6 separate regions of the Mus musculus genome follow, and regions 1, 2, 4, 5 and 6 are each linked to region 3. The links are chromatin loops, found by intact Hi-C in ENCODE. Cell type or tissue: heart. All regions are shown on one strand. Region 1 holds the start of Tmc5 (transmembrane channel-like gene family 5). Region 2 has its middle 21 kb from the start of Gm35083. Region 3 has its middle 4.7 kb from the start of Syt17. Region 4 has its middle 16 kb from the start of Coq7. Region 5 holds the start of Tmc7 (transmembrane channel-like gene family 7). Region 6 overlaps Gde1 (glycerophosphodiester phosphodiesterase 1).

The links. Peaks named below come from ENCODE experiments on the same cell type or tissue, not always from the same donor. Only the 100,000 strongest peaks of a DNase experiment are listed, where the experiment ranks them.
Region 1: a loop joins it to region 3, with 5 times the contacts of the local background. A loop is called at or near these places in 6 of 42 quality-filtered maps.
Region 2: a loop joins it to region 3, with 8 times the contacts of the local background. A loop is called at or near these places in 18 of 42 quality-filtered maps.
Region 4: a loop joins it to region 3, with 9 times the contacts of the local background. A loop is called at or near these places in 24 of 42 quality-filtered maps.
Region 5: a loop joins it to region 3, with 2.9 times the contacts of the local background. A loop is called at or near these places in 6 of 42 quality-filtered maps.
Region 6: it touches region 3 in a loop (9-fold over the local background); 12 of 42 quality-filtered maps call a loop at or near these places.

Annotation. Positions count from the first base shown.
Region 1 is chr7:118,593,118-118,598,117 of GRCm38, forward strand. It overlaps Tmc5 (transmembrane channel-like gene family 5), which reads left to right and starts at 4,180. Exons shown (of 22, transcript NM_001105252.1): 1 at 4,180-4,427. B230311B06Rik (RIKEN cDNA B230311B06 gene) reads left to right here. Exons shown (of 2, transcript NR_169121.1): 2 at 3,308-3,721. In heart, a CTCF peak has its summit at 2,273 (motif pointing right); DNase peaks (open chromatin) are centred at 2,284 and 4,274; H3K4me3 peaks cover 1,766 bases; H3K27ac peaks cover 691 bases; H3K27me3 peaks cover 4,147 bases.
Region 2 is chr7:118,302,932-118,307,931 of GRCm38, forward strand. No RefSeq gene overlaps it. Among named protein-coding and RNA genes, the nearest start is that of Gm35083, 21 kb to the right of the region's middle. In heart, a CTCF peak has its summit at 2,069 (motif pointing right); no DNase peak of the experiment used is centred here; H3K27me3 peaks cover 272 bases.
Region 3 is chr7:118,445,792-118,450,791 of GRCm38, forward strand. It overlaps a transcript of Syt17 not described here. Among named protein-coding and RNA genes, the nearest start is that of Syt17, 4.7 kb to the left of the region's middle. In heart, a CTCF peak has its summit at 2,943; DNase peaks (open chromatin) are centred at 1,670, 2,270, 2,810 and 2,930; H3K4me3 peaks cover 1,784 bases; H3K27ac peaks cover 1,111 bases; H3K27me3 peaks cover 3,844 bases.
Region 4 is chr7:118,514,966-118,519,965 of GRCm38, forward strand. It overlaps a transcript of Coq7 not described here. Among named protein-coding and RNA genes, the nearest start is that of Coq7, 16 kb to the right of the region's middle. In heart, CTCF peaks have their summits at 2,989 and 3,191; a DNase peak (open chromatin) is centred at 3,896; H3K27ac peaks cover 264 bases; H3K27me3 peaks cover 766 bases.
Region 5 is chr7:118,582,567-118,587,566 of GRCm38, forward strand. Tmc7 (transmembrane channel-like gene family 7) reads right to left here and starts at 2,120. Exons shown (of 16, transcript NM_172476.4): 1 at 2,038-2,120. The coding sequence starts at 2,101. In heart, CTCF peaks have their summits at 2,114 and 3,610; DNase peaks (open chromatin) are centred at 2,095 and 3,455; H3K4me3 peaks cover 1,044 bases; H3K27ac peaks cover 954 bases; H3K27me3 peaks cover 1,361 bases.
Region 6 is chr7:118,685,985-118,690,984 of GRCm38, forward strand. It overlaps Gde1 (glycerophosphodiester phosphodiesterase 1), which reads right to left. Exons shown (of 6, transcript NM_019580.4): 6 at 2,574-3,166. The coding sequence ends at 3,019. Among named protein-coding and RNA genes, the nearest start is that of Gde1, 17 kb to the right of the region's middle. In heart, a CTCF peak has its summit at 2,460 (motif pointing left); no DNase peak of the experiment used is centred here; H3K27me3 peaks cover 1,595 bases.

The DNA of each region.
Region 1 (5,000 bases), 150 kb after region 3:
AGGGAGGACTTAGTTTATTCCAGATTTCAGAGGCGTTGGTCCAACTTCTATCATGCTGGCCAAGAAGCAGAGAGAGGGATGGTAGCAAGAAAGAGGTGAGGGCAGAGCATCTCGCGTCCACCCCTGCTTCCTCCCAGGGGTGCCATCTAGATGGGAATTCATCAAAATACAAGGTCAGAACCTGCAGTATCTAACTGTGAGCAATCTGTCACACACACAGCAGGATGGAATGTCTCATTAATCATGAGGTGATTCGAACTCCAATCAGGACGACTGTGGCGACTAGCCACCACAGGGAGTTAAGGAGGTTTCTATCTAGGCTGAGCTGATGAAACTGTCACTGCAGATAGATCAGGTGACAGATACCATCTAGGAAGGAGGCCCACTCAGTGAGGGGCAGCAGGTATTAGGGCTCCTTCTTCCTAAATGACTGTGCAAGGCTCTCTGGCAACACTAGAGTTCACAGGGGAGAATACAGGCAGGCTCTGGAGTTGGTTAGGAGCCTTACAGTTAGGCTACACAAAGAATCTTAGTCATCTCTGTTCAGCTCAGATCTAAGAGGCAGAGGCAGGGCACTGAGCTCAGAGTTATATGTAAATCTGAGTCTAGAGAGGACCCGCTGAGCTTTCTAGGTTCGTAAGTCCCAGAACAAATAATTGGACCAGGGTGAGAAAAAAGTAGAGGTGCTGATGGACCCCCACCTGGGAGTGTGGTGAGTCTCTAAGGCCTCTCCTCTCGGGAGAGTGCCTTGGGTGAGCTTGGTTTGTTCCTCATAGCCCTGGTGAGGGAGGAGTTCCCAGGCCTTCCGCCAACTGGCTTCTTTCATATGCTAATCTCCCCTCCAGCCCTATTCTGCCAACAGTTGCTGTAACAGAAGACCACCCCTCCTCCCAAATTGGGTGCTTTATATAGAAAAAAATATATCGTTCACACAGTCTCCAGCTGGGAAGGGACATCTGTTCAGTGAAGAGGAACAAATACAGCTTCTGGAACATTCCTGTGAAGCAAATTGCCTGGGTGCTTCAAAGATATCAATAGCTGGAGTGGGGGCGGGGCAGGGGCAGGGGTGAGGTGGGAAGCTCTGTAAAGCTCTTGCATAGTAAACAGGAGGTCCTGAGTTCCACCCCCAACCCTGGGGGGTGGGGCAAGGAAACAACAAGAGTCGGGGTTGGCTGAAGCAAGGGAGGAGGAGGGGACAACTGGACTAAAGTAGAGTAACATGGAACTGATGGTTCACAGCCGACCTCCTCTGCTTTCCTCTGTTGGTGCTGGCTATTAGTGCGAGCAGGAAGGTCCTTGGGATTTCCCAGCACACAAAGCTGAGAGAGTACTGAAGAGCTGCCATAGGGGACTGGGGAGGGATGGCTCAGTGGGTGACGCACTTGCTGCAGAAGCCTGAGCATCCGAGGTTGGACCCTCAGCATCCACGTAAAATTGGGCTCAGTCTGTAATCTCGGCTCCTACCTCGAGAAGACGGCCAGAAGTAGCCTGGGGAGTCCCTAGGCCAGCTCGGGAATGCAGCTGTGAGCACCAGACTCAGCTTCCCACAGGTAGAAGGAAGGCAAATGTCTCTCGCTGAACCTTGAACTCATCCGGCCACCAGTAAACCCTAAGTGTTTTCCTCTTTCTAGCCCATGCCCCACAACCCTCACCCCAGAATGGGGTTACAGTGTGAGTGCAGCCACCCGTGGCTTAGTGCTGGGGATTTGAACTCATGTCCCCATGATTGCAGCAAGTGCTCTTACTCACTGAGCCCCTCTGATTTAAAGACGCTTGTCTTAATTAAAGGCATGCTGTGCTAGCATTAAATAAACGGGGCTGTCTGGTGCTTTCAGGTTCGTCTTGGAGTCTGCGTGTGGGATTCTTACGGTTCTCTGATGGACCCAGTCACGCCAGCCAGCATGGCACAGAAGCAATGTAGGTCGTGTGGCCCTGAGGTCAAGCAGACCCAGAACTGGCTCTGTAGGGCAATGTTACATAAGTTCCCTTTGTCTCTGTCTGAATTACCTCCCCGTGTCTAGATTTCCGTGTCTTTAAACTTAAGACACGCTATGACTATGTTTTCTGGACCGGACTGGGAGACCAGAGCTCAAGCACTCTGTTATCCTGTCACATGATTGAGTGCATGATATCACGTGCCAGGTGGGCACCTAATTTGAGCTTCTTTGACCAGTGAGTCCCTTCCGTAGACTGGGCTAGATCCCTTCCTAGTCGTCTTTCCTTGACGAAGCCTCCCTTTTCTGCCTCACCCTAGAGGCAAGTAGCCACAAGAGGGAGCCAGAGAGCAGGCATGGGAACCGGTCAGGCCAGCTGGGGAACTTTGCCAAGTTTGTATTGATGGCACGCGCGCGCGACTCTGCAGAGGTAAACACCATCCTCCCAGGAGAGGGCAGACTAAATCTTGGTTATAATGAGTGTTTCCGAAGGTGGCCAGGGTTCTGCTAGGTCTCTGGGAGCCTGATCTCCGGCTGCTACGGACCGGTCACAGTTTCTGGAAAAAAAACCCACCAAGTCAAATCCCTTAGTGTCCCAGAGTCACCACCTTTCAAGTAGTGCTTTATGGTCTTTTTCAGGCTAGCTGAGGATATTTGGGCAGAGATTTGGGTGGGGCATTTATTCCGGTTTTGTTTGTTTGTTTATTATTTTTAAAAAGTGTTTTACTATGTGGTCCCAACTGGCCTGGAACTCCTTTTGTAGCACAAGCTGTCCTAAAACTCACAGGTCCACCTGCCCCCACTTCAGTGCTGGGATTAAAGGCATGAGCCACCATGCCTTGCCTTGCCATGTGGGCCTTTAAAAAAATGCCTCAATGAAGACAAATGTGCTTACATTTTAAACTTATTTCTCTCTCTCTCTCTCTCTCTCTCTCTCTCTCTCTCTCTCTCTGTGTGTGTGTGTGTGTGTGTGTGTGTGTGTGTGTGTAAGTCAGACAACTATTTTTAGTAGGTAGTAAATTCCTCCACCTTTATACCATGTGGGTAGAAGTCAGGCAAGCGTGGATTCAAACCCCTTTATCCAACTGAGCGGTCTTGCGTGTATGTTAAAGAACTATGTCTATAACCATATCGTGATCTTCTTGGTCGCAGAACTAGGTAATAATAGCCTCTGAGATAAACAGGCAACAGAGTCTGTTTGCTGGTACAGTGCTTCCTTAGGGACCCTGCTGTGCCTGACACACCATGTCCCCCCTGCAATAGTCAGAACGACAGCTGGGTGGTACTGAAGCAGACACACACACACACACACACACATTTCTTAACAGTAACGGAAAGCAAATGGCTTGCAACTTATCATCCTCATCCTTCAGGTGCAGTTCAACGGAGAAGAGCCACGGCGCTATGTGGCTTGTCTCCGGAACGTCCTCATCTGGGGAACGCCACCTCAGCACCCCCTCAGCGCCCCAAAGCTTCTGTCTGTGGTTGTTTCCTGTGCGAGTACAACTCGGAGCATTCAAGCTGTTGTACCAGACTCATCTTGCCCAGTGTCAGAATCTCTTGTTCAAGACAGGCTGGGTGTGAAGCATGCCTATAGTCCTGGCACATCAGGAGCTCAAGGCCGGTCCAGCTACTTGAGACCCGTGTGAGAGCTTAGAAGGTAAAGGTGCTTGCTGCTGTGCTTGACAGCGTGACGGAAAACAAGAATGGACCCCTACATGTTGTTCTTGGATCTCCATACATGTTCCCATGGACCCCCAATAAATAAAATGTAATTAAAAAAAAAACCTCTCTGTTTTGTTATGAAATTTCCCCTCTGTAGCTCTGGCTGCTTTAAACTTTCAGCAATCCTCCTGCCTCAGTCTCGTAAGTGCAGATTACAAGCCTGGGCCAACAGTCTGGCTGACGTTTTCCTTCCTATTGAAAGGCAGGATTTCACTAAGTCACAGGGACTGTCTTGGAAAGATCTGGGATGACAGGCTGGGTCACCACCCTGACCACTTGGTTTGTTATTGGATGGACAGTGTCGCTCTAGTGGTGAGTGGCAGGGTGCTCCTCACTGTGGTGTCTGATTCTGTGTCTGATTCTGGTGATCCGAATCTCCATGTGACTCTGCATTTCTTTAGATTCCCACAGTGTGGCCGGCAAAGCTTTTGGAGCTAGTCGCTCCAGCCCCAATGCCTTCCGGCATCCCCTGGGGACTCCATGGCCCTGGCTTCTGCTGAGCGGAGGGGTGGGGCTTTCATGGGAGACAGTAGTGTGTGTACACTGGAACGAGCAGTAGTTGTCTATAGCCACCGTCTTCAGGGACCTGCTGGATGCTAAGAATACTGTAGCCGGCCCCTGGATACTAGGACGACACGCGGCAGCCTGCGCACAGTCCTAGGTCCTAGCTGGAGCACACTGTGAGTGTGAGAGAGGCGCTGCGCCCGGGTGAGACGGTTGCCCTGCACGGAGGGTAGCGGCTGTGGCACGGAAGCAGGAGCTACGCAGGTGGATTGGGTGAAAGTGGGGCGGGGAGCAGGGGGGAGCGGGAGCGGGGCGGGCGGATCTAGGAGCTAAGGGCCCCGGCAGCCTCTGCACCCCAACAGCAGCGCTGGCCTTCTGTGGTAGCAAAAAACGGGGTAGGATTGTCTAAACTGCAATTTGCATGAGAATATCTTCAAGATCAATTTCCTTTCTTAAGAAAGTCCCATAGCCACAGGTCCAAAACCCCGAACGTGTCTAAGCCAATATCAAAAAACTTCTCCCTTCCTGCCTGTCTTCCCCTGCGACCGCTTACCGCCAGGTCTGGAGGGCACCTGCGGCCAACGCAAGAACCATCTCACAATGTCTAGGGCAGAGTCCCTGGCTAGATGGGATGGTTTCCAGAAGAGAGAGACTGGGTGGAACTTGTGTGTCTCCTATACTTGGGGTTCTCTTGTGTGAAACGGGGAGAGTTCTGGGACGCTACTGCTAAGCACCCTAAGATGACAAAATGCCCAAACTCTAATACGGCAGAAATCAGGAAACGGTGCCTGACAACTGAGAAAGGACCTTTTGCCTTGTGGTTCCTCGACGCCCTCT
Region 2 (5,000 bases), 140 kb before region 3:
CTCTTCTCTTCTCTTCTCTTCTCTTCTCTTCTCTTCTCTTCTCTTCTCTTCTCTTCTCTTCTCTTCTCTTCTCTCCTCTCCTCTCCTCTCCTCTCCTCTCCTCTCCTCTCCTCTCCTCTCCTCTCCTCTCCCCTCCCCTCCCCTCCCCTCCCCTCCCCTCCCCTCCCATCCTCTCTCTCTCTCTCTCTCTCTCTCTCTCTCTCTCTCTCTCTTTCTTTCTTTCTTTTTGAGATAGGGTTTCTTGTTGTAGCCCTGGCTGTTCTGGAATTCACTCTGCTGACTAGGTTGGCTTTGAACTCAGAGATCTTCCTGTCTCTGCCTCCCCAGTGCTGGGATTAAAGGCGTGTGGCATTATATTCAGTTCAGTTTCTTTCTTAGAAAATATTTATTTATAAATCATTTTTAGGAATGTGTTTGCATGTGTATTTGTGTGTGGGAATGTGCATGAGTGAAGCATCCCAGGAGGCCAGAGACATTGCATCTCCCTGGAGGTGGAGTTGAAAGTGACTGTGAGGCACTTGACATGGATGCTGGGAACTGGATTCTGGTCCTCTCCAAGAGCAGTGCATGCTCTTAGCCATGGATCCATCTCTCTAGCCCCTTCAAATATCTCTAATATAATTTAGTGTGTTAAATCTTGACATGATTGTGATCTAAACCACAAGTCATGTTTGGGGTTAATATCATTAGCGGACTAAAAAAATTACAATTTAGGCTGGTGTGAGGTGTTCGCCTGACATCTTGGCATTGTAATTGAGGCAGGAGGATCAAGAATTTGAAGTCAGCCGGGCGTGGTAGTGCACACCTTTAATCCCAGCACTCGGTAGGCAGAGGTAGGCGGATTTCTGAGTTCGAGGCTAGTCTGGTCTACAAAATGAGTTCCAGGACAGCCAGGGCTATACAGAGAAACCCTGTCTCGAAAAACAAAAAACAAACAAACAAAAAACAAGAATAAGAATAAGAATTTGAAGTCATCTCAGCTTGATCTTTATGATCTTGTAGTTGGTCAAAGGATTACATTTGATCAATTGTAAATTGTCAAACAAAATCTGGTGGCAAGAGGTACATCGTTAGGGTAGAGAGATGGCTCAATGCATGAAAATTGCTGCCATGAAAACTGAAAACTTGAGTTCGATTTCCTGAGCCCACATAAATGTGGAAGGAGAGAACTGACCACACACAGCCCGCTGACTTCCACATTTGTGTGTGTGCACACATGCTCACAGGCACGTGTGTACATACTCACACATTTAAAAACAGCTACACTCTTACCAAGAGTAGCCGAGGGCCAACCAAACAGCCTGATTTGTGAATACTTTGGCCAAGGCCTGAGCTAACTTTTACTACAAAGATCCGGAGAGTAATTTCATATTTTTTCAGGACATGAAAATAACAGAGCTATGTAGGGACACACGTGGCTGTGCTCCAGGAAAATGTTATTTACTAAGTCAGGAGTGGTGAGCCTAATACCCAAGGGGAAGCCAGAGGTTGAGAGTTACTGGCCAGTCTGGGATATATAGCATCATTCTCTCAGAGAGAGAGAGAGAGAGAGAGAGAGAGAGAGAGAGAGAGAGAACAAGCAACAAAACTTTAACAAAAAATGGGAAAGCACAAATTTGGCTTGTAGCTATAGTTGGCTAACCCCATTTGGCTTAGCATGTAGTAAGTGTTTAGCAATTGCTCTCAAATGGCAATTTCGAAATCAGTTCATTTTTATGTTTTTTTTTTGTTTTGTTTTTTTGTTTTTGCAAAAGGTAGAAGGTAGAAAGCAGGAAGTTTTAATGGTCAGTTCCTCAAAATACAGTCTTATCTAGAATGGATTTCATTTTATGTGTTTATTGAAGAAATGAAATCAGAACATGAAGGATGCTGAGTACAAGTGGGCTACTACTGCAATCAATCAATCAATCAATCAATCAATCATCAATCAATCAACCAACCAACCAATCAAGCACACATGCAAGCAAGCAAGCAAGCAACTAACCAACCAACCAACAACCAACCAACCCACATCAAAACCCAAGGCCTAAACCAAGCACCACATGGTGTTGATGTTCTCAAGTCTAACAGCAGGTGGCGCACGAGGCTAACACACGGCCGAGAACTCCCGAACCGTCTCATCACCGTGGCTTTACATTTTAAAGCCTCTGTTTTAATGAACAACACAGCAAGTTTGAGCAATGACTTTATGTTGACAGCACATTAAAAAATATCCTGGGGGGTCCCTTTAAAACTCATCGAGGTGACTTGGCTTTTGCTGGTCAAGCATTCCTGAAGCCTGGGTTTTTCCTGTAAAACCTTATGAATTACAGGAGTTTGGGTGAAGGCCCGGTGAGATAGAGATACAAAGGGAGGGGGAGGGGGAGAGGAAGGGAGGGGGAGGGGGAGAAGGGAGAGGGAGGGGGGAGCAGGAGAGTGTGTGTGTGTAGGCGAAGGTCATTCCATGGCCAGCCTGGAATATGAGACCCTTTCTCAAAAATCAAAAGACAGCTCATCAAAAAGTTTAATGGTTGGTTCTCTTCTTTCCAGTGCTGTTGTAGATTTGTGGGCTCAGTTCTTGAGGAAAATGGGCTAGTACACAAAGATGGCTTCAATGTGCTCTCTAGGCACGAGAGGGACCTTAGAGGAGAGATGGTGGAGTGAGGTTTCTTACTCTGCACTGAGCTGACCATGAAAATTAAGCTGGGTGTGGCCAGCACCATCAGACCCATCTACTCTAGACCCTAGGAGCTTGGGAATTGAGGGCAGCTTGGGCGACACATGAGACCCCATCTTGAGAAAAAAAGAATTACAGTGGTAATATTTATGTTGTATGTTTTGCCAAAATAAGTTAAAAACACTTTCCACAAAGTATTACCTTACAGGTCTCCAGGTCAGAAATCCAAAGTAGGTCTCAGGAGCTAACATGCCTATTGGCAGGACAGTGTTCCCTTTGTAGGTTTCAGGGGTGCAGTGGTTTCTACCTGATTATGTTTTCAGGTATATGAGTACACTGCAGCTGTCTTCAGACACACCAGCATTGGATCCCATTACAGATGGTTGTGAGCCACCATGTGGTTGCTGGGATTTGAACTCAAGACCTCTGGAAGAGCAGTCAGTGCTCTTAACGGCTGAGCCATCTCTCCAGCCCCTCTCTTCCATTTTTCAAGCCAGCAATAGCAGTTGAAGTTTCTTCTTCAATTGGTTCTCTCCTTCCACTATGTGGGTCTTGGGAATTGAACTCAGGCCATCAGGTCCACAGCAAGCTCCTTTGCCTGCTGAGCCCTCTAAACGGCTCTCATGCAATTTCTTTGATCTGTTCCTTTTCCTACCTCTTCCTTATTTTAATTTTATTTTTTTAAGTTTTTTTTTTTTAAGATTTCTTTATTATTATATCTAAGCACATTGTAGCTGTCTTCAGACACCCAGAAGAGGGCATCAGATCTCATTATGGATGGTTGTGAGCCACCACGTGAGCCAATCTCTCCAGCCCATTTTTTTAAGTTTTAAGATGAGGTCTTGCTATGGAGCCTATGTTGGCCTAAAGCTTATCATCTTCCTGCATCACTAACTTTTGTATGCTGGAATCACAGGTGTGCATCACCACACCCAGGATTTTAGAGACTCTTGGAACTCTCTTGCATCTCACTGGATAACGCAGGGTAACTTCTCCATTTCAAGACTAAGAACACATGAGATCTACAAAGTCTCTTTGCCATGAAGGTAACTCAGTAATAGTGATTCCGGGGCCAGTCATAGAGGTTCCGGGATCAGTCACAGCCGTTCCTGGGTCAGTCACAGTAGTTCTGGGGTAGGTTCTGGGACGCACCTGTACTTGCCACTGTAGACACAGAGGACAACTAAGTCTGGCTACGGAACTCACAGGGTCCACCTGCCTCTGTGTGCTACTATAACTTTCTGCATTGCTCTAAAGCAGTGATTCTCAACCTTCGGAATGCTGTGGCCCTTTAATATAGTTCCTTAGGTTGTGGTAGCCCACAATCATAACATTATTTTTGTGCTGGGTAGTGGTGGCACATGTCTTTTTAAAAAATATTTATTTATTTATTTTATTATATGTAAGTACACTGTAGCTGTTTTCAGACACTCCAGAAGGGGGCATCAGATTTCATTATGGATGGTTGTGAGCCACCATGTGGTTGCTGGGATTTGAACTCAGGACCTTTGGAAGAGCAGTTGGCACTCTTAACCGCTGAGCCATCTCACCAGCCCCAGCACATGTCTTTAGTACCAATACTCAAAAGGCAGGGGCAGGTGGCTCTCTGAGTTCGAGGCTAGCCTGGTCTACACAGCAAGTTCCAGAATAGCCAGGGCTACACAGAGAAACCATGTCTCATAAAATAAAACAAAAATTATTGCTATTTTAAAACTTTTTTGAAGTTTTGTAATTTTTGCTATCGTTATGAGCTGTAATATAAATATTTGTGTTTTCTGATGGTCTTAGGTGGCCCCTATGAAAAGGTTGTTCAACTTCCGAAGGGGTTGTGACCCACAACCTGAGAACTGCTATTCTAGAGGCAGAGACCCATATATTGAACTGGGTCTTGAGCTCAACGTAGCTTAGAATGAGCTTGTGTCTAAGCAGATCCACCATACCATCTGGTTTATGTAGTACGTGCTAGAGACTGAACCCAGGTCTAAACGGTGCTAGGCAAGTGCTCTACGGACCGAGCCACACCCAGGCCCAATGACCACAGGTCCTGAGTAGAGATTTTGTCGGCTCTAGGCTCGATGGCGTACATCTGTCAGCTAGACTGGATTACGCACATCAGCTTTGCCTTTGGATGGATTTTACAGCTTACCAGGCCACGCTCGCTCGTCTGGAGGCAAACTCGTGGAGATGTTAGGTGGGGGCACGAAGGAATAGGCAATGGGTGTGGCCTGCCCAGCAAGTTGTCCATGGCCTTCAGAAGCACAGAGCATAATCAATATGGATGACAAATTGATTTAGGCTGCTCCCTGCTGCCATTGTTCCTTATGGCTTTCGGTGGTTAGTTACT
Region 3 (5,000 bases):
CTTTTATACAGCCTTGATGAACACAGAAGAGCCACTGTAAGCTCCCTCGATGGCACCCATCTTTCTCAAAGCTCAGGTGCAAGATGGTGGTGGCCCAGGAGCAACCCAAGGTGGAGACCACGGGGACAGAAAAGAAGCCTCAAGTCCAGGGTCTCATTCTGCCTTGTCACATCCTCTGGGTTAACTCTTCTGATGCGGGTGGAGAAGTGATTCAAGCTGGGAATCATAAAGAGAAAATCCCGGGCACACAGAGGGAACACAGAGGAGACAGAGTTCAGAAGACTCCAGCTCCCTCTAACCAGCCCTACCGCAGGCTGGTACATGTCCCTCCAACAGAGAAGGACCCGTGTATTTCCTGACTTTCAGAAAGGCCCTGAAACTCATTGACCAAAATAAATAAAGCTTTGTGGGTGCATAGCCATGCCCACTCTCTGACCTCCCTTTGTGCTTGCTTTTTTTTTTTTTTTTTTTCCTGTTTTTCCAATTGGAAAACTGTGACCAAAGAAAAAGAATATTACGCTCTGGGTCCCGTAGAAGTTCAAAGACTTTTTCTAAGAGGGAAGCCAGGACCATTGAGACATCTGACTTCCACATCTTCCTCCCAGCCTACAGTTTAGATCCCACCTTGACTGCTAAGTAGCTGTGCGTCCTTGACAAGTGACTCAAGGACTCTGTGCTGACATATGGTTTAGGTAACTGAACGCTGTGACTTACTGTAATCCCAGCACTCAGAAGACGGAGGCGGGAGAATCACAGGCTAGCCTGGACTACATAGCAAGATCCTGCCTCAGAAAAAGAAAATGTCTAATTCAATGAAGAACCATAAAAGCCAGTCTCGCTGTTCTCTGCTCACTCTCTCGGGCATCAGAAGGAGCAGGGATCGTGACCTACATCCTCAACGCTGGTCCATAATTGGTGTCAGCCAAGTGTTGACAAGCAACTATTGAATACATACTCCAACAACTTTCAGGACACAAATGTACAGTAAGTGTGACCTTCACTGAACTTGAAATCAGGACCTAAGCAATCCATGACAAGGCAAACCATTCCTGGAGAGGGTCCGCTTCTGCCAGGTGACAGACTATCTGAGGAACTGGAACAAGGGAGAAGAGTTGGGGGGGGAGGGGAATGTCTGCAGTCCCCACTCCACCTCATCCCCAAGCTGAGATGAGGGGACAAAAAGTGAGTTCCTGAATATGGGAGCCACTCTGCTCACCTCCCCTATGTCTAGGGGCAGGCAGGCAGCCCTAGAAGCCGCAGCTCTTCTAGATCTGTTTGCAGGGTAGGGGGTAGGAGTCTGACCGTGTGACCTTGGCATGACCTGTCATTACTTTTTGTAAAGAAACTGGTTTCTTTGCCAAGCAGCACAGTCCATTTCCACCCAACCCCTCTAAAGGAGTTAGGGGAGGGGTGTTAACTTGGTATTTCTGGGAGTCTTGGGGGCGCTCTGTGGGAGGCATGGGGGGGGGGGGTCCTGCACTTCACAGACCTCAACATACTAAAGTAACCGTCCCCATCTCCCTCACCAGTGTGCTCTGGCCTCTGGATGTCCCCACCCCTCTGCACCCAGCACCCGGGCAAACGATGTCCTTGTCCCTCCAGGTCTGAACAGCTGCCTCCAGCTGGCTCCACCGGCCAATTAGTCCGAGCCGTCACCACGGCAACGGGCGCTGGCGGGCCGGGTGGCTGGCGTGCCCCGGGTCGCCCTCCTACTTTCCCCCCTCTGGGGTGGGTACCTAGGGGTAGGGGGTGAGGAGTTGCAAAGTCACCTCGGGTTCTCTCCTCCCAGGGAGGAGAGCGCGAGGTTGCAAGTCCCACGTAGGGCCCCTGACCTAGCTCCAGAACACGCACAGGTGCCTGCTCTGGGACACCCGTTGTTTTGTTGTATTTTCGTGTTTTGTTTTTATTTTATCCAGTAAGTTTGTGGGAGCTGGGTGGTGCGCACTCCCGCGGCGCGCGCTCCCGGCGGAGGGGGCGCGGTCCCCGGTATTCCCTGGCCGTCGCCCCCAGCCACCGTCCTACCTGGATGTACGCCATCTTCGCCCGCGCTCACTCACTCCGGCCCGGGCATGGCGTCGCCACAGCCCCTTTGCCCTCGCCGATTCGGCGAGGTGGCACAGCCAGCCGGCAAGATATCAGTGGGCGGCCGGGTGGCCCCAGACGTGACTGGCGTGGCTGATGAGCGGCGCCCGCCCCTCTGCCGACCGCCCCGTCCTTGCCCAGCCCTGCGGGGCCGCCTCCCTGGAGCGCAGAACCTGGATGCCCGAGGTCCTCCGCTTCGGTTTCTGGTGGGCCGGCACCCACATCCACACCTTGGGGTGCTCCCTGGTTGCAAAAAAGCTGGAGCGCCTGGCCAGGGAGCCCCGGGAGAGCCGCGGGGACTGCGGCGACCCCGGCGCAGGCGGGGCGGGCGACGCCAGGGCCGGAGTGCGGGAGGCGGGGGAGGGGATGGGACCTCAAAGGGGTGGGTGGGGGCGGTGCCCGGGTCAGCGCTGCGGGCAGGCACCTATCCACTGCCTGATCGACAGCAGGGCTTTCGGGCGACTGCGAGGCGGAGGTGACACTGCGCTGCTAGCTGTGGGTCTGGAGTTGGGGTGTCTTCTCCATCCTGCCCTCTCCCCAAGCGGCTTGGCGAAAGTTTTATACCAGCCGCACCCGATGCGCCTAGAACCCGGCTGTGGAGTGTATAGAGGCTGAAGGGCGGGCACCACCCTGGAACCTGGTAGTCCCCCCACCCCAGGGCAGTACTGTGGTAGGGGGATGCTCACCCTCGCTAGGCTTTGCGTGGGCCCCTTTACCCTAACCGGTTGGGCTGAATGAAGCCCTGGACGCAACAGGTCTGGCGAAGGGCGGCGGCGCAGCGCCACCCAGCGTTTGGCTGCGCCCGGGGGCGTGACTCGGCCCGATGGCATCTGGGACCCATGTCCTGGACTTGTCACCGAGATTTGGCTTCGCCTGCCGGCCCTTGGGGCTGAGCCCCAGCACTGGAAGATTCCTAGCGTATCTTCCAGCCCAGGATCTCCATCGCAAGGACACCAAGCTTGGCGCAATCCTCCGGCTAAGGACCTGAAGTGGACCGTGGTCCTCCTTGGGTTTCCATTTTCCATGCCTGGCAGCTGGTGTCGCTGCTCGCCAGCTCATCAAGCTTGTCACTTCAATCTCTTGGCGGCCCTGTCCTTTCACCATTAAAAATGGGGTCAAATTTCTGCCCAGCCTAGCTTCCAGGGGAGGTAAACGAGTAAAAAAAAAAAAAAAAAAAAAAGCAAGTAATTAAGTATGTAATACACACAAGGAAAAATCTAGCTTTTGGAAGAACGACATTTGTAGCACAGCACGAGACATGTTGAATAACGCATCCCCTGAGCCTAACAGCCATCACCTTCATTAGAGCAGCTGTGCTGTTTGTAAGAGAATCCGAGGTAGAGTTTGTTGACTTGTAGCCTTCCCTCAAAGTTGGAAGACTGGGAAGGGTCGGTGGACCCTCGCTTAGATTCTGGCCACTCCCTCCTGCACCTCCCAGCCATTGTATGTAATTCTACCCATCTGCATGAACCCTGTCTCAGAGATGCTAGAGTCTATGTAGACAGACTGTGGAAGGTTAGTTGAAGCGAGGTGGGTTGAGGGATGACCTTCATATATGCAGCAAAAGGAAAGAGAGTCGCCCCCCCCCCCGCCCCCAGCGGTGCAGCTGCTTTGGGGTCACCCAGGCTCGTGAAAGTAAACCACATAAACTCTGGTTCTCCAAGCTGGGTTTCGGTGGCCTAGCTCTTTGTTTTGTCTTTGGAGCCCTTTGGATAAAGTGTTTATGTTTGTCTTGGGAAAGGATACATTGAGGGTAGGTAATGGGGCTGGCAAGTCCTGGTTTCCAGAGCATCACTTCGGTACCTTACCCCCCACCCCCAACCCTCTGTATCTCTACTACAGAGCCCAGAGCTGGGTAGGCCCAGGGCAAAGTGTCTGCTTGTTGCTGCACATTTTGTCCCCTGCTCTGGGACAGCTCTTACTTACAGATTCATGGGGAGACTGAGGTGCAGAGGTAAGGCCACCCCTCCCCACTAAGGCAATGACTTCCCTGGTCCTGCTTGGCAGGTTTAACCTGGTTTTCAGTGTTTCCTTTGTGGGAAAGGGGGCTTCACAGAGGATGAGTACTTCGAGACATGGGTGGGGGTTAGAGGAGTTTGCTAGGTGTTTCTTTTAATACTAATATCTAACTTAAATTATTATTTAACTTATTGTTATTATTTATTATTATTATTATTATTAAAATTTAAAGTTCTCACCATGTAGCCCAGGCTGGCCTCAGACTCTAGATCTGCCCCCCACCTCAAAGTGTGGAGTTACAATCGTGCAAAGTGTGCCCTGCTAACCTACGCTCATTTCCACACCCATCTTCTACACTTGGCGCACATTCAACATTTTAATTTTTAGATAAACTCGAAGTAGACTGCTTTACTGTCTATCTGTTTAGTTGTGGAAAAATAGGGGAGACTTATAGAGATAAAGACACTTGTCAAGAGGGTACACAGAGTCCAGGGGATAGCATCCAGATTCAGAAGGCCTAAACTTAAGCCCTAGCCACTGTGGCTGGTGGGATGCTTGATCCTAGGGGGAAGGGAGATGAACATCTTGCAGCAAGCCTAAGACATTGATAGTTCTCTCATCTGGCTCCTTTTCCCCTCTCCTTCCTTCCCTTCCCTCTGCTCCACCTGCCTCCTCTTCTACCATCCTCCTTCTCCTTACCACTCCTTTCCCTGAACCCTTCTCCCTGGTCTTTTATAGGCAAGGTCCCACTGTGTACCCATAGCTTGCCTCAAACTATTCACAAAGCCAAGCCTGGCCTTGAACTCTCCATTCTCCTGCCTCTCCCTCCCTAGGGCTGAGATTACAGGTGATTTGAAGTCTGTGAGAATATTAAGCACCCCTAGTGAGGAAATAAAAGTGTTTATTTGATGGGGACATCATAGAATCTGCTAATCTACTTCTGTTGTTAGTAGATGTCT
Region 4 (5,000 bases), 69 kb after region 3:
AAAATAAAACTAACAAAAACAACCTACAGAAGGTTTCTTTTGACTAATGCTTGAGGAAAATCCACAGCCAGGTGTGGTAGGCTCTGTCTGTGGTAATAGATGAGATGCAGTCTCCCATAGCATGTTGGGTAGGAAGGAGAAAACAAAATCAGAACCAGGGTGGGTACAGCTGCCAAAAGCCCAAGCAGCTCCATAGCCTTCAGACACCACCATCAAGCTGGGGACAGAAAGCACAGCCCCCAGAGGACACTTCAGATTTAGGGGTGTTGGAACTCCATCCCCTCAAAGTCACTCCCTTCTCATTGCCTTGTGGCTTGTACAGTGTGAACAACTTCTTTGCCACCTATTCCTTGTCACAGACCCCACAACAGTGGAGCCAGCTGGGCAGAGTGAGCTGCCTGAGACTCTGGGCCAACCTTTCTTCTATTTGATGGTTTGAAGTATTGTGTCACAGTGACATAAAGCCAACACTGGTGACCACCCCATCCATCTTCCTTCTTATCAAGGACCGATTTGGAGTAATGGCCTTTACAGGGCATTTTCTGATCTTCTCCTTTAGACATCATCATGTCTCACAAATACTTAACACAGACAGCAAAATCTTTCTTTCCTCTTTGTCTGAACACGTAGACGCAAAAATACACGTTATGTCCTGGACTCTTGGCCAACACCCATAACTTCCTATGTCCTAATTTCACATTCAGGAAGTCTGTAACTCATTCAAAGATTCCCACAATCCTCTGATGATTGAGCGAAATCATTAGAAATGGAACAATTCTGGAAGGGCGTGGGACAGTGCCTTTCTGGGGTGAGGATAACCCTTCAAACCCTTTCTACCTGCCAAGGAAACAAAATTAAAGCTCAGCTTGGGGAGGTAATATTTCAGTTTGAGAGATGAATTCACACTGTGTGGGGGGCTGCAGGCAGGGTGGAAGGTAAACCTGGCTTCTGGTTAGATACTCAGACTTTCATTCCTGTGCCTGGGGCTCCATCTGGCAAAGGGCAGATGCTAACTAAATGCTTTTCATTAAAAAAAAGTTTTCCATACCCCAATCCCTCCTTGTATCTGTCCTGTATCTTGATGCACACAGTTGACTCAGCAGAACCAACAGAAAGGAGAGGAGAGGAGAGGAACAAAGGGAGAAAGAAAGAACAGAGAAGGAAAAAGAACAGGAAAGAGGGTAGGAGAGAAAAGAGACAGGAGAGAGAGAGTGTATGGCAGAGAGAGAGAGAGAATAAGAATAGAGAAAAGAGGAAAGGAAAGGAGAAAGAGGAGAGGCGAGATAAAAAGAGAATAGATACATGATGGATGAATGATAGATGGATAAACAGACAGACAGACAGACAGATAGACAGACAGACAGACACACGGATAGGCGATAGAGAAAGAGATAGGTGATAGGCTTCAGGTTGGTGGGGTAGGAGCTATATGTTGCCCTAGCTCCCTGTGCTTCTTGGCACCAGGGTGTGAACTGTTCAGTGCCCCCTCCCCCCAGGATGGACTGTCAGTGCCCCCTCCCCCCAGGTTGGACTGTCAGTGCCCCCTCCCCACAGGATGGACTGTCAGTGCCCCCTCCCCACAGGATGGACTGTCAGTGCCCCCTCCCCACAGGATGGACTGTCAGTGTCCCCTTCCCCAGGATGGACTGTCAGTGCCCCTTCCCCCAGGATGGACTGTCAGTGCCCCCTCCCCCCAGGATGGACTGTCAGTGCTGAAACTGTGAGCCAAAATAAGTCTGTCCTCCCTCAGTGTGCATCTGCTGAGTAACTTGGAAAGAGTGACAAGCTAAGTCACTCACACACAGATCAAGCTGTCCCTGAATAAAGGGACCTCCAGGCTCTTCCTTTAGCCGAGCTCTTAATTTCCCATTAGGCAAAAAGGTCAGATTTCTGTAGCCCTTCTAAATGGTATGGTGAATTCACATTCAAACATTATTTTATTTCACGGCCTTTGGACAAAGTGTACCCTTAACTTTATTCTTTTAATGGCCACATGGCCTTATTTACACACACACACATACATACACACACACACACATACACACACACACACACGTACATACACAGACACACACACACAGACACACACAGACACACACACAGACACATACATACATACACACAGACACACAGACACATACACACAGACACACACATACACACACACACAGACACACACACAGACACACACACACACACACACACACACACACACCCCGCATCAGCAAGTAAGCATGAGAAGCTGAATATCAACAGAATTTTTCATCTTGGGAGGAAGCTATTTCAGAGTTAGGCTCTGAAAATAACAAACAAAAGATTCACGAACCCCCGCCCCAAGCAAGTGGGGGTGGGGAGGCAGGCCACTCACCATTGTCCCTGCCCGGTGAAGACATATAGCTTGGAATGTGTTTCCAGCTGTTGAGGCACTGAAAGGGCTGGAGAAAAATTGCAAAAACAGGTCCCTTCTTATCAGAAACTGGGAAGTCGGACAGTGGGGACCTTGCCTCTGCCAAGAACGCAGGCTACAAGACAGAGGGAATACGTCCATGGAGGGCAGCCTGCAGCAGTCCTGGAATTAACTTACTTCTCAATATGGCCTGCACTTCTGAGCTCCCATGTGGGGTTTAAAAGATATACAGCCCCTAGGCCTGACCTGGGAGTCTCTGCTTCAGTAGGTAGAGTAGAGTCTGTAGAGTTTGCCTGTTGATTCTGATATGCCGGCTCAGTTAAAAAATAAAATCAAAAGCCAAAGATGAAGCCTGTGAATGTTCTGTGTAATCCCTAGGAAGAGAAATAGACTTTTATATGTAGATGTGACAGTTAATATTGATTGTCAATAGCTTCCAGAATCACGGAGGAGACAAGGCTCTAGGCATGCTTGTATGGTTGAGGGAGTTTCTAGATTGGGTTAGCCTCTGGGCATGCTTACGAGGGAGCCTTCCTGATTGTCTGGTCCATGGATTGGAGTCCTCCTGCACTGAGTAAGGAGAGTGAGCAGCAGTGGGCAGTGAGCAGCAGTGAGCAACAGTGGGCAGCAGTGAGCAGCAGTGAGCAGCAGTGAGCAGCAGTGGGCAGTGAGCAGCAGTGAGCAGTGAGCAGCAGTGGGCAGCAGTGAGCAGCAGTGAGCAGCAGTGGGCAGTAAGCAGCAGTGGGCAGCAGCTCTGTTCTTGCCAGCACCAGAAGGTGCAATGGGACCAGCCAGGCTCCTCCAGCTCCCACTGCCAGACCTCCCCGACCATGAGGGACTATATCAAGAAAACTATATGAACCAAAAACGAGTCCTTTCTCCCATATGTTGCTTATGTCTGGGTATTTTTATCATCACAGCAAAGAAAGTACCTAAGAGAGAAAGCTGCATGAAGAACGGAGAAAATCTCAAAACCAAACCAAAACAGAAACAAACACAGAAGAGGAAAAAAAAAAAAAAAAAAAAAGAAAGAAAGAAAAGAAAAGAAAAGAAAAGAAAAGAAAAGAAAAGAAAAGAAAAGAAAAGAAAAGGAATTCAGGGGATGGCCCCAGGTGAGAGTTGGGGCTGTGCAGGAAGAGCAGGATCTATCAGGTGCTGCCTGGCGCTGGCTGCTGGCACCTCGCAAGGAAACCCTGGACAGGGAGGGACTGACTGGCTGCTCCCTCCCATATTCTCATCTCTCTCCCTTTTTCTGAGAAAGCAAATGAATCCATCAGGACAAGGACACTGAAGCTATGTGAGCATTGCCACCAGGAGCCCTCCAGCTCACCCTCCCAAGGCAATGCTCAGGTGTGACATTTGGGGATGCTCTCCTTTTGCAGCAGAGATCCAAGGGTGGCATTGCCAGGGCCAAGTTACCACCTTGTGGCAGTTCTCTGCCTCTCCCAGGTGCCTTCACCCAAGCCAGCTGAGACTGCCTGCAGGCGGCCACACTCCCGCCTCGGGCTCCGCTCGGTTCGCGCGCGCCCTCTGGAGGCCACCGGAGTCGTGGGCCGTTCCTCGGGAGGCGTCCAGGCGTGGTCCTGTGACAAAGGACCCTGGAGCTGCAGACAGCCCTGGGGAGCACTGAAGACCTGCTGTAAATGGCCGGCTTTATGTGTTTACTCGCTTTCCCTGAGTAGGATTGGCGTGCTCCCTTTCCCAAAATCAAGGTTCAAGCTGGGTTATACAGGTGTTTGCAAGGTCCTGGGGTGAGGCTCAAAGAGAGTGTGGTCCCCAACAGAGTTCAACTCTTGCACCATGGGGACTGGACAAGTAGTTCCATCGTTCCCGATCTTCTGCAGCAAGGCCCAGAGCTGCAACCAGTAGTCACCAATAAAAATCCCACCTTGAGCTACAAGTTCAAGTGGTCCCCTGAAGCAACAGAGCCAGGCAATAGAGAAACAGATTCGTAGTGAGCCGTTAGTTACCATGTCTGTCTCCAGCCACATCCACACAATCATTCCACCCAAGTCTAGCCAAGTCAACCAAGGAACCTAATGGCAATTTACAAGTGGCACACCACGGAGAAAAGTCTCTCCAGATGTAACCATTAACCAGGGATGGTAGGCACTACCAAACAGAAACTACCAAGGAACCTGTGGGGGTCCTGGCAGCCACACTTGGCCAGGATGTAGATTCTGACTGGGGGTGGAGGGGCAGCCTCAAATTGTATTTGCCCCCTGCTCTCTGGTTGGTACCATTGTAGGGAGGGAGGGTGGGCATGAAGAGAAACCCAGGTCAGCTGCCTGTGGAAACACAGTGCTTGCAGAGACTGCCCGTTCATCATCCTGGCATCAGCCCTGGGTTCTGTCCAACTTTAAATCGTATTTCCCTGAAAGGTCAGAGTGGTAAGGAAAGGGGAGACAAGGAAACACTGTGGCCATGTGAGGACATGCTGCGACGACGGGAGGAGGAGTCGGAACCTCTCTGGAAGCTCTCAGAAGCATCAAGCACCAGCCCTTCATTTTGAAGGGGAGGCTAAACACACAGGAGCTGACTGTCACACCCTTCATGTGGCTGGGGCATCTGGCTCAAGAGTGTTGCTATGGGG
Region 5 (5,000 bases), 140 kb after region 3:
CCTGGGAGGAACGGGCATTAAAACAGGAACCAGTGGAGAGGGACTTCCATGCAAACACTATCATCAGAGTGTGTCAGACACTGGGGCCACCTTCCAGGAGCCCCGTAGCACAAGAAAGTACAGCCATAAATGTCAACACTTAAATTTTCTTAACACTGGCCCCAAAATGGCCCCAGAGAGCTACACTCCCAATGTCTGGGTGCTCACACTGGGCAAAGTGACCCACGATGACCAAGAAGCTGCTGCAGAAATCTGGCACGGACTTCAAGACTGAACCCCAGAACACAATAGCTTCCAGCCTGCTCTCTTGGAGTCATCTGCTCTGGGGAGGATATGAGCCATGTTGAGGGGAAGTCAAAACCAGCCTGAGAAGGCAGAGTAGGCCGGTTGATCAAGCCATGGTGGGAAGGACCCTCCAGGGCCAGTCAAAGATGCAGGCGACTGCAAAGCCAGGTTCCCCTTGACTACAGCCTTACAGTGACAGACTCAGGAAGCAGAGACCCCAGAGGGTTCACTCCTGAATGCGCACACCATGGTCTAGCACAGGACTGTTGCTCGGCTACAGTGTGCTGCTTCGGAGTGCTGCTGTGGGGTCCATTTCCAAAGAGGTCCTACCTCATGCTGCTAGATTAGGAAGTCAGAAAACAGCATCTGTGTAGGGCAGACACTATGCACCTGTGTTCCAGGACACCCAGAGAGGTCAAGTCATGAGGTGAAGGCCAGCCTGGCCAGCATCAGGAGGCAGAGGCAGGACTCCAAGGCTGGCCCAAATTGCAGAGGGTTAGTCTCCAAAAAACAAAAACAAAACCAAACCAAAAAAAAAAAAAAAAAAAAAAACCAAAACAACTTTAAAAAGTAAAAAGAACTGGGGAATGTAGTTCTGAGGGAGAGCTCTTGTCCTGCTGTGTGAGGCTCTAAGACCTAGCCCGGGAATTTCAAAACAAACAAAACCTTGCAGATAACCAAGGGGGTTGGAGAGATGGCTCAGTTTATAGAGGTCCAGGGGTTGCTTAGAGTGGCCCTTCAACTCTCAGCAAAGACCCAAAGTGAGACCGAGCATGCTGGAACAAGAGGAAGAACCATGGGAGCCACCCAGAAAGATATTGGGCTTTCACAGTGCTGCATGGGACCCTGGGGTGGCTGGAAAAACGCTACAGGTGCCACGCCCCCAGCCCCTCACTGTGGGATTCCAGGCCCCTTGCTGTTACCAAAGGGCTGAAACAAGCTGACATCAGCAGAGCTGGAGCTGAGCAAGAAAGGGGAAAACCCTATCATAGAGCTTCGCCTGATTTTTTTTTCCCTGCTTCCAGAGCTTTGTCCCAGGACTGGGTCTTTCTTCTGGAGGCTGAAGAGCCCAATGCCCTCTCTCTGAGCTTTGCCTTCGTAGATCCAATCTCACTGAAACTCATACTGCAGATAACTTTTGTTAGTTCTGGCTCAAGACAGAAACAAAGTAAATACAAAGTACAAGGAAGCCTGCTCCAGGGGGTTGGCAGCTCTACTATATCTACTGGGCGGCGTCTTTACACATTTCTGTAAAATCTCAGGAAGCTGTATATTTGACTGTATATTTAACACAACTAAAAAGAAATTTTTCCTGTGCTAAGTAGGCTGCCATCGACTATTGCCTCGCTATAATCGGGGCTGTGCTGGGCATTTGTTAATATTTCACTGTTATTCTGTCAATCTGAGGCTCAGAGAGGGCAAGTCACTTGGCAAAATTCACACAGCAATAAAGACCAGAGACAGAATGGCTTCGAGTGGGTCTAAAGGGAATATCTAGGGGCCAGCCGCTGGGGCGGGCAGGTTGTCACAATCTCTTCACAGAATAAGATACCGTGGCGATCTAGAGGCTGGCCTGGGTCCGTGAATCGTCGCGTGGAAAGTGGGGACTGCCTCTCCAGCTCGGTAGGCAAGGCAAGGCGAGCCTCCTAGCCGGGCATATCCGCTGCCCACCGCTTTCCCCGCAGCGGTGCCCCGCGGAGGACCAGGACGGCCACCCTGCCGCCCCGCACGCCTGGTCCCGCCGCGACCTACCTGGGTGTACGGCCCGCTGCCGGCTGGACCCGTGGCCCGGGTCGCCCGCGCTGCCCTCGCTCATCACGGCTCGGCGAGGACCCTCCAGCCGCCTGCCGGCGGCCCTGCCTTGTCGGGTTCCAGATGACGTCACAGAGGCGGGCGGGGCCGTTCCCACGGGCGCGGGGTGGGGACCGGCTACCTCCAGGAGCCTCTCAGTCTTCTTTCTCAGTCTCCTTCTCCCCTCCCCTTGGTCCCTCCCTCCCCTTTCCTACTCTCTCGGTGCGCCCTCCCCTTCTTCTTCCCCCCTCCCCTCCCCTTTCTCTTTCTCTCCCTCCCTCTCTTCTGGTACTCTGAGACCCAGGTTGGCCTTGAGCTCCTAATCTCCTGCCTCCACCTCCCAAGTGCTTGGATTACAAGTCCCACTATTGTAAATTGTCACTTGGTAGCAAGTGTGGAACAGAAAGTGTGGAACGTTGCCCTTTGGGTTCGTGTGTGTGTGTGTGTATGTGTGTGACACATGCATAACTAAGACAGTCAATGTGTACCTTACACGCTATATATCAATGTATGTGTGTGTAGATGGCTGTCTAGAGGGTGCAGTCAACTTGCATGGTTACCGGAGGGAAGGGCAGGTGGGGGATTTGCTACATATGTTCTTCCTAGAAATGTTCTCATTCACCAACACCCCATACATATATATACATGTACAGCTAAAACGTAAAATTAAAGTAATGAATGGGGCCAGTAAGATGAATCAGCAGGTAAAGGTGTTTGCCACCAAGCCTGGCAGCCTGAGTTCTAGCCTCAGAATCCATAGGGTAGAAGGAGAAGATGGGCTCTCACAGATGTCCCCTGCATGCATACAGGCACAAAAGAAATACGAATAAATGAAATTTGGAAAATATTCTTTTAAAGAAGAAAGTGGGATTTTAGAGATGCTTCGTTGGTTAAGAGCGTTTCCTGCTCTTCCAGAGGATTGGGGTTCAATCCCCAACACCCACAACCACCCTGAACGCCAACTCCAGGGAACTCTCTTCCAACCTCCACAGGCACCTGACACACCGTACATGCTCATGCAAACACACATACACATAAATAAAAAGTTAAAAAGAAGAACTTGGGAGACAGATGGATCTGTAAATGTGAGCCAGCCTGATCTACATAGCAAGTTCCAGGCCAGCCACGGCGACATAGTGATACCCTGTCTGGAAGGAGGAGAAGGAACAAGGAGGAATTGGGACTTGATGGATGGAGTGGCTGTCCCACCTTCTCAGGAGGCTGAAGCGGGAAGATTGAGCCCAAGAACTCAAGGCCAGCCTGGACAACACAGGAACCTCCACAAAAAAAGAAAGTGGATCAGAGGAGGACCAGGGACGAGCAGGTGGCAACAGGGCAGAGCAAGACTGCTATTTTGAGAATTACTAAAAGGCTCAGACGCCAGCTGGCACCGGAGACCATTAGCAGTGGCAGTGAAAGCAGCCAAGCGGGATCACCACGTCTGTTTGAAGGTCACCTGGCTTCCCAGTGTCCCTCCCTGTGCTCTTCACCCTCTGAATTTTCCTACACTGTGCCCTCATCCTCCCATGTCAGTTAGATAGTGTCTGCTGACCTCTGGCTGTTTACATAGTTTCTGTCCTTTTAGTTTCTCTGGCTTACTGAATGATTAATACAGGATATTAACATTAATTTAAAAAAATATTGCCAGCCATGGTGACGCAGGCTTGGAACTCCAGAGCTCTAGAGACAGAGGCAGCACTATTATGAGTTCAAGTCCAGCCTGGGCTATATAGCAAAACCTGACTCAAAACAAATAAATAAGAAAACTGAACTAGAATATAAAGAATATGACCCAATGGTAGTGAGGAGTGTTCCAGCAGGCACCAGCTTACTCCTGTATGAGTTGCAATCCATCTCCAGGGCCTGGGCTGTTTCTCCCCAAATAGAAACATTTCCTATGGCTTTCCTTCATCTTCCAACCCACTTCCACGTTTCCATCTCATTATTTCCAGCTAATTTTAATTTATGATTATGGATGTTTGTGTCTGCACACCATGTGTGTGCCTGGTACCAGTGGAGACCAGAAGAGGGCATCATGTCCCCCAGAAATGGAGTTGCAGACAGTTGTGAGCTTCCATGTGGGTGCTGGGACCCAAACCAGGGTCTCAGGAAGAAAGCCAATGTTCATAACTGTTCAGTCATTTCTCTAGACCCTCGAAGTGTTGTGTTGTTGTTGTTGTTTTGTTGTTGTTGTTGTTGTTAGGGTCTCATCAGCCCAGGCTGGCCATGAGCTCATTATACAGCCAAGGGTAACCTTGAACTTCCCCCTGCCCCTCCTAAGTGCTGGAATTGCAAATGTGTACCACCATGACCAACTTCACTGTCAACTCTTCCAGAAAACTGTATTTGTAATAAGAAAATAGAGATCACTGAGTTGAATGTGTTCATTTGAGGCTAGCTTGCATAGTGAGAACTGTGTCAAAAACAAAGAGGGGGCAGAGAAGGGAAAGAGAGAGGAATCACAATGGATGCTATCACCATCACCACCGCCGCTGCTGCCACCAGTGTGTGCAGTGTTTTGTGTTTATGCAGGTGCATATGCACAGTATGTGGAGACCAGAGGTCACCTTTGGGTCTTACATCTCAGGAGCTCTCTGCCTTGCCTTAGTTAGCTTTCTTTTTCTTTCTTTCTTTCTTTCTTTCTTTCTTTCTTTCTTTCTTTCTTTCTTTCTTTCTTTTCTTTCTTTTCTTTCTTTCTTTTCTTTTCTTTTTCTTTTTTTTCTTTTCTTTTTCTTTTTTTTAGACAGGGTTTCTCTGTATAGCCCTGGCTGTCCTGGAACTCACTTTGTAGACCAGGCTAGCCTCAAACTCAGAAATCCACCTGCCTCTGCCTCCCGAGTACTGGGGTTAAAGGTGTGTACCACCACGCCTAGCACTTAGTTAATTTTCTTTTTCTTTTTTTTCCCCAAAGATTCATTTATTAT
Region 6 (5,000 bases), 240 kb after region 3:
TCCCTGACTCTTCCTCTCTCCATTCTCTCCTCCCCCAGCTCTTCCCTCCCACATCAATGCTTTTGCTTTTCTCCCCAGTCCATCATCTTCCCCCACCTCCTCCCTCCCTGGTGCCCCTCCCCCCTTTCCTGTCTCCCAACCTCACCTTGCTCCATCTCCCCTCAGCCCTCACCCTTTTCTAGGAAATCCCCCCCTTTGCTCCTCTCCTGTCCTGTTATGTCACATGCCAGGCACCCATTTTGAAGGGCCCCAAGGCTCAATCAGGCCTCAGATGTGTTTTCTGGGGTCACGTTCTCCTCCCTCGTATCACTTGGTCACAGTGTGACATGCTTAGATATTTAATAAATGTTAAAAATTTCAAGAGAAGCCGGGCATTGTGACGCACACCTTCAATCACTTGGGAGGCAGAGGCAGGCGGATTTCTGAGTTCGAGGCCAGCCTGGTCTACAGAGTGAGTTCCAGGACAGCCAGGGCTACACAGAGAAACACTGTCTCAAAAAAAATTTTTTTTTTCCCAAGAGAACTTCCTTGGGCTTAAAGCTCGGTGTGGAGTATATGCTCACTGTGAGTCCCTGGGCTCAGTCTAGCACCAAAACTAATGGAAGGCAAAGGTTTTTAAATATTTTGAGTCTATGTAGTCAGGCTGGCTTCAAAATGAAGGCTCTCCTGCCTCTGCGTCCCAAGTACTGAGATTACAGGGGTATACCATCACAGCCAGCCTGAAGCTGACCTGTCTGCCCCTGCTAGCTTCTCCCTCCCACCTCTCTGACCTTTCAGCCCCATCTGTGGCCTGCCATAGACCCACAAGCTAGTCATGGTGTTTCCACAGTCCTGCTGGCGTACAGCAGCCAGTGAGTTTTAGAATGCCACCAGTCCATACAGCTAGGTGACAAGAAAGGATGTCAGGTTTTGATACTGTGTGTGAAGGCTCTGGTAATAAAGGAGACCTCAGATACTTCTAGTCAACATTTATAAAGAGCCAGGTGTGGCAGCACATTCCCATAACCCCTATAGTTGGAATGCTGAGGCAGAAAGCTTAAGACCAGCCTGAGATCAATAACATGACTGTCTCAAAAACCCAAGGACTTGGGGTGAGGCTCAGGGGTGGAGCACTTGTCTAGGATGCACAAAGCCTTAGGTTTGATCTCCAGCAAAGAAACTAGCTTCTTTTTTTTTTTTTTTTGGTTTTTTTTCGAGACAGGGTTTTTCTCTGTATAGCCCTGGCTGTCCTGGAGCTCACTTTGTAGACCAGGCTGACCTCAAACTCAGAAATCCGCCTGCCTCTGCCTCCCGAGTGCTGGGATCAAAGGCATGTGCCACCACTCCCGGCTCTAGCTTCATTTTAAATGTCACCACTTACAGCTATGTCTCTTGATGCTGGCCTACAACCTCAGCTACTTGGGAACCTGAGAGATTTTACGTTTATGGCTACTCTAAATAACTTAGTGGAACTCTGTCTTAAAGGGGCTGGAGTGAGTTAAAAGCCTAGCAGACAGAGGCGCTCACCAAGCTTGATGACCTGAATTCAACTTTGTGACCCGCGTGGTGTGAAGACCCTGGCAAGCCGTCCTTCCATCTCCACATGTGTGCCACGTGCACTCTCACACCAAAGGGAATTTGAAAATTTTTCTTTTTGAGATGGGGTTTCTCTGTGTAGCCCTGTCTGTCCTAGAACTTGCTCTGTAGACCAGACTGGCCTGAACTCAGAATCTCCCTGCCTCTGATTCCAAACTGCTGGGATTAAAGATGTGTACCACATCTGGCTTAATTTAAATTTGTTTTAAAAAGAGGTCTAGATATAACTCTGACAGACGACTTACCACAGGTAAAGCCTAGGCTGAATTTCTAGCATCGCATGCTAAGGCCTGGTATGAGGGTTCAACACGGAAAAAGTGCTACCAAACCCAATAGTCTGAGTTCAACGTCAGGGACCCATGGGGGAAGGACAAACCTGCAAGTCGTCTTCTAACGTCTGGGGCAGCAGTGGTGGTACGTGTTGCCACCCCTTCCTTCAACAACTAAAAACAACACACACACACACACACACACACACACACACACACACACACACACAGCCGCTTTGTCCCTGTGGGATGGCCAGGGCCTGGAACTGGACACTGCCTGTGGACTTTATGATGGACTCAGGTACGTCCCTAACTGCGCTGCCTCTGCTTCCTCACCTCTGAAGATGATGCCAAGCATCCGTAAGCGTTTTGCCCAGGGCTGCAGATGACTGTGCTTACAAATGCCTCATCTAGTTCCCAGTCTAGAGCAACGACAGCAAAAGGAACAGTAGGTCTGAGTCAGGGCTGAGGCCGGCACCAGTCTGTGCATCTGCAATTGAGAAATGAAGAGCAGCCCAGATCCTCAGACCCGTTCTCCTGGTTCTTTATCTAAGAACCTGCCAGTGATCAGGCTTCCAAGCACGATGGGAAAGCTGCCGCTCTGCCCCCTGGTGGTCAGAAGTGCTTACATCAAGATGACACAGATAATTCCAAGTCTTGAAACTAAAGCAGGAAAGGCCTCCCAGGCACTGTAGGACCAGAAGATCAGTACACAGTTTGCCCTCTGTTCACCTTTCAATGATTTTATTAGTGTGGTCACAAGTTTGACACCTACAGGTCGCCATTAACAAAGCTGACGACAAATATTGGAAATAAGTGAATTACTGAAGTACGGCAAGATTTAAAATGTCAACTTGGAGTGATCATGCAAGCCCCATGCATTGGTGCCTGCGCCCTAATTGCAGGACCCACTCTGCTCATCCTCGTGGCTCTGTACCCTCAGCGGGGTCAGGGTGGGGCCACCCTGCCTTTTTGCAGATCCAGAATTTTAAGGGCAAGTGTGGAGCCTTCCTTGGAGCATGGTCACCATGCCTGGTTTCTGCTTGTTGGGGTGACACTGTGACTATTGCTAGTATGAGCCACAGGGTCCCCAGGGCTTGTGCTAACAGAGTGTTCTCATGTCCCTGCAAGAGGCCTCCAGGCAGTTTCGCAACTGTGTTTCCTCCTGGGGAGTCTAGAAGTGAGGTGCACAGTCTTCTAGCATGCTGTCAGTGATGTAGCTGGACCCAAGGTGGGACTCGTAGTAATTCTTTTCATCAAAGGTATTGACAGTCCAACTCACAACCTGGATTCCTTTAGCTGACCACTTCTTCAAATAGTCCCTGGAGAAAAGGGGAAAATCAGCCGTGTTAGAATGGACAGCTGTCCTGGAATTGAGAGCTCAAAGCATGTGCTCTGTGACTGCCAACTGCTCCCAGAGAGCCTCCAGCTGGCCTCCTACCGCAGTCAGAGGCTGGGAAGCAGGCACGGCTTATGTCTGCTTTACATCATCATCCGAGCTCACACACATCACAGTCACCAAGGGCTATCATCTCTGCCCTCTTACACCAACCACACTGTCCGTTTCTCTCTGTACTGCAGGAGCCTCCCTTTCAGGTCACCAGAGCTTCTCTGTCCTCCGCTCCTGGGGAAGAACAGCGCTCTACACCCTCCCTCAACGCTTTCTTCCTTGCAGTTCACAGGCAGAGCTTAGTTTGCTCCTGGCACCCTGTCCCATATCTGGTGAAAAGCTGAGAAGTCCTGAGTGTCCCCAGGTATGGGAAAGGTCACAATATAAAAGCAGCTGTTGTGACACAAACCAGAAACATACCTTCAAACAGCAAGCCTAGAACAACCACATTTTCTCAGATTTACAGGTGATTCAAGATGATTCAGTGACTTCCAGGCAGACAAAAGGCTCACAGCCCCCACTCCAGAACTGGTAATTTCTCAAGACAAATGAGCTACCTTGGCGTGTAGCTGAGACATCCTCAAGGAAGATGCCAGGTAACCACTCTGGTGAGGCCAGGTAAAGAGACCCAGGTGTGAGCCTCCCACCTCCACCATGCCCACTTCCTCACGTGCTCCCACAGCACTGGCCCGACAAGAGCAGGCCTGGATGTCCTTTACCCGCTGGCTGATAGAGAGGCTGGAGTGTGACCCTGGGCCTCGGGCACGCAGGGAGGCAGTCATCCTCAACTGTACCGCAGCGTCTCTTCACTTCTGTTTTATGCTCTCACTGGAGCCCGGGCTGCCCTTGAACATGCAATCCTTCTGCTTTAGCCTCCAGAGTTGCTTGACTTTCAGGCCTGTGCCACCGTGGTAACAATTACCATTCCCCTCCTTCTTCCTTGGGACACCTCCCTGTGCGAAACTAGATCAGAATACAAGGCCTATGCACTGCTGTCCTTGAAGCTGTTGATGGCGCTGTCTTTCACTATTGTTCTCATCTTAGATTTGAGACAGGGTGTCTCAATGAACCCGGAGATCGAAGCTCCAGCTAGACTGATTCCCAGAATCTGCTGCTCTAGCCACACACATGCTACTGCGCCAGTTTGCATCCGGCTGCTAGGAATGTGAACTCAGACCCCAAAGCTCGCACAGAAGCACTTACCCACTGGCAGCCCTCAGCTGTGGCTTTGTATTTACTAGACTCAAGGCTGGACTGGCATCCCTGTCCAATTGGACATGGAAGTCAAGGAGGCAAAGAGCGCGGCTCTGCTTCTTCACTACTGTACCCTCCGCTTCCTCATGCAGCACCTGACAGCACTGTTGGCCATAGCCAAATGGCTGCCAGAATAGCAAGCTGGAAGTCGGATGGAGCTACAGTGTGCGTCTACAGCTCTAAGGCTGCCACAGACAGCTCAGAGATGTCAGTAAGCGAGAGAACAGACAAGCAGAAGGGAGGATGGGAGCTAGAAGGCCATGGCCATACGCGGTTTCCGCTGTGGCACTTCCCTCCGTCTAGTTTCCCAAGGGAGCCAATCACAAGCAGTGCAATGTCACCACTTTCTAAAAATGCTTTACAACACTGGACTGGGGTTGGGCGGTGGTGTAAGCTTAATCCCAGCACTCACTGGAGAGGCAGAGGCAGGTAAATCTCTGTGGGTTTGAAGCCAGAGGTCTGCAGAGTGAGCTTCAGGACAGGCAGAGCTACACAGAGAAACCCTGTTTGAT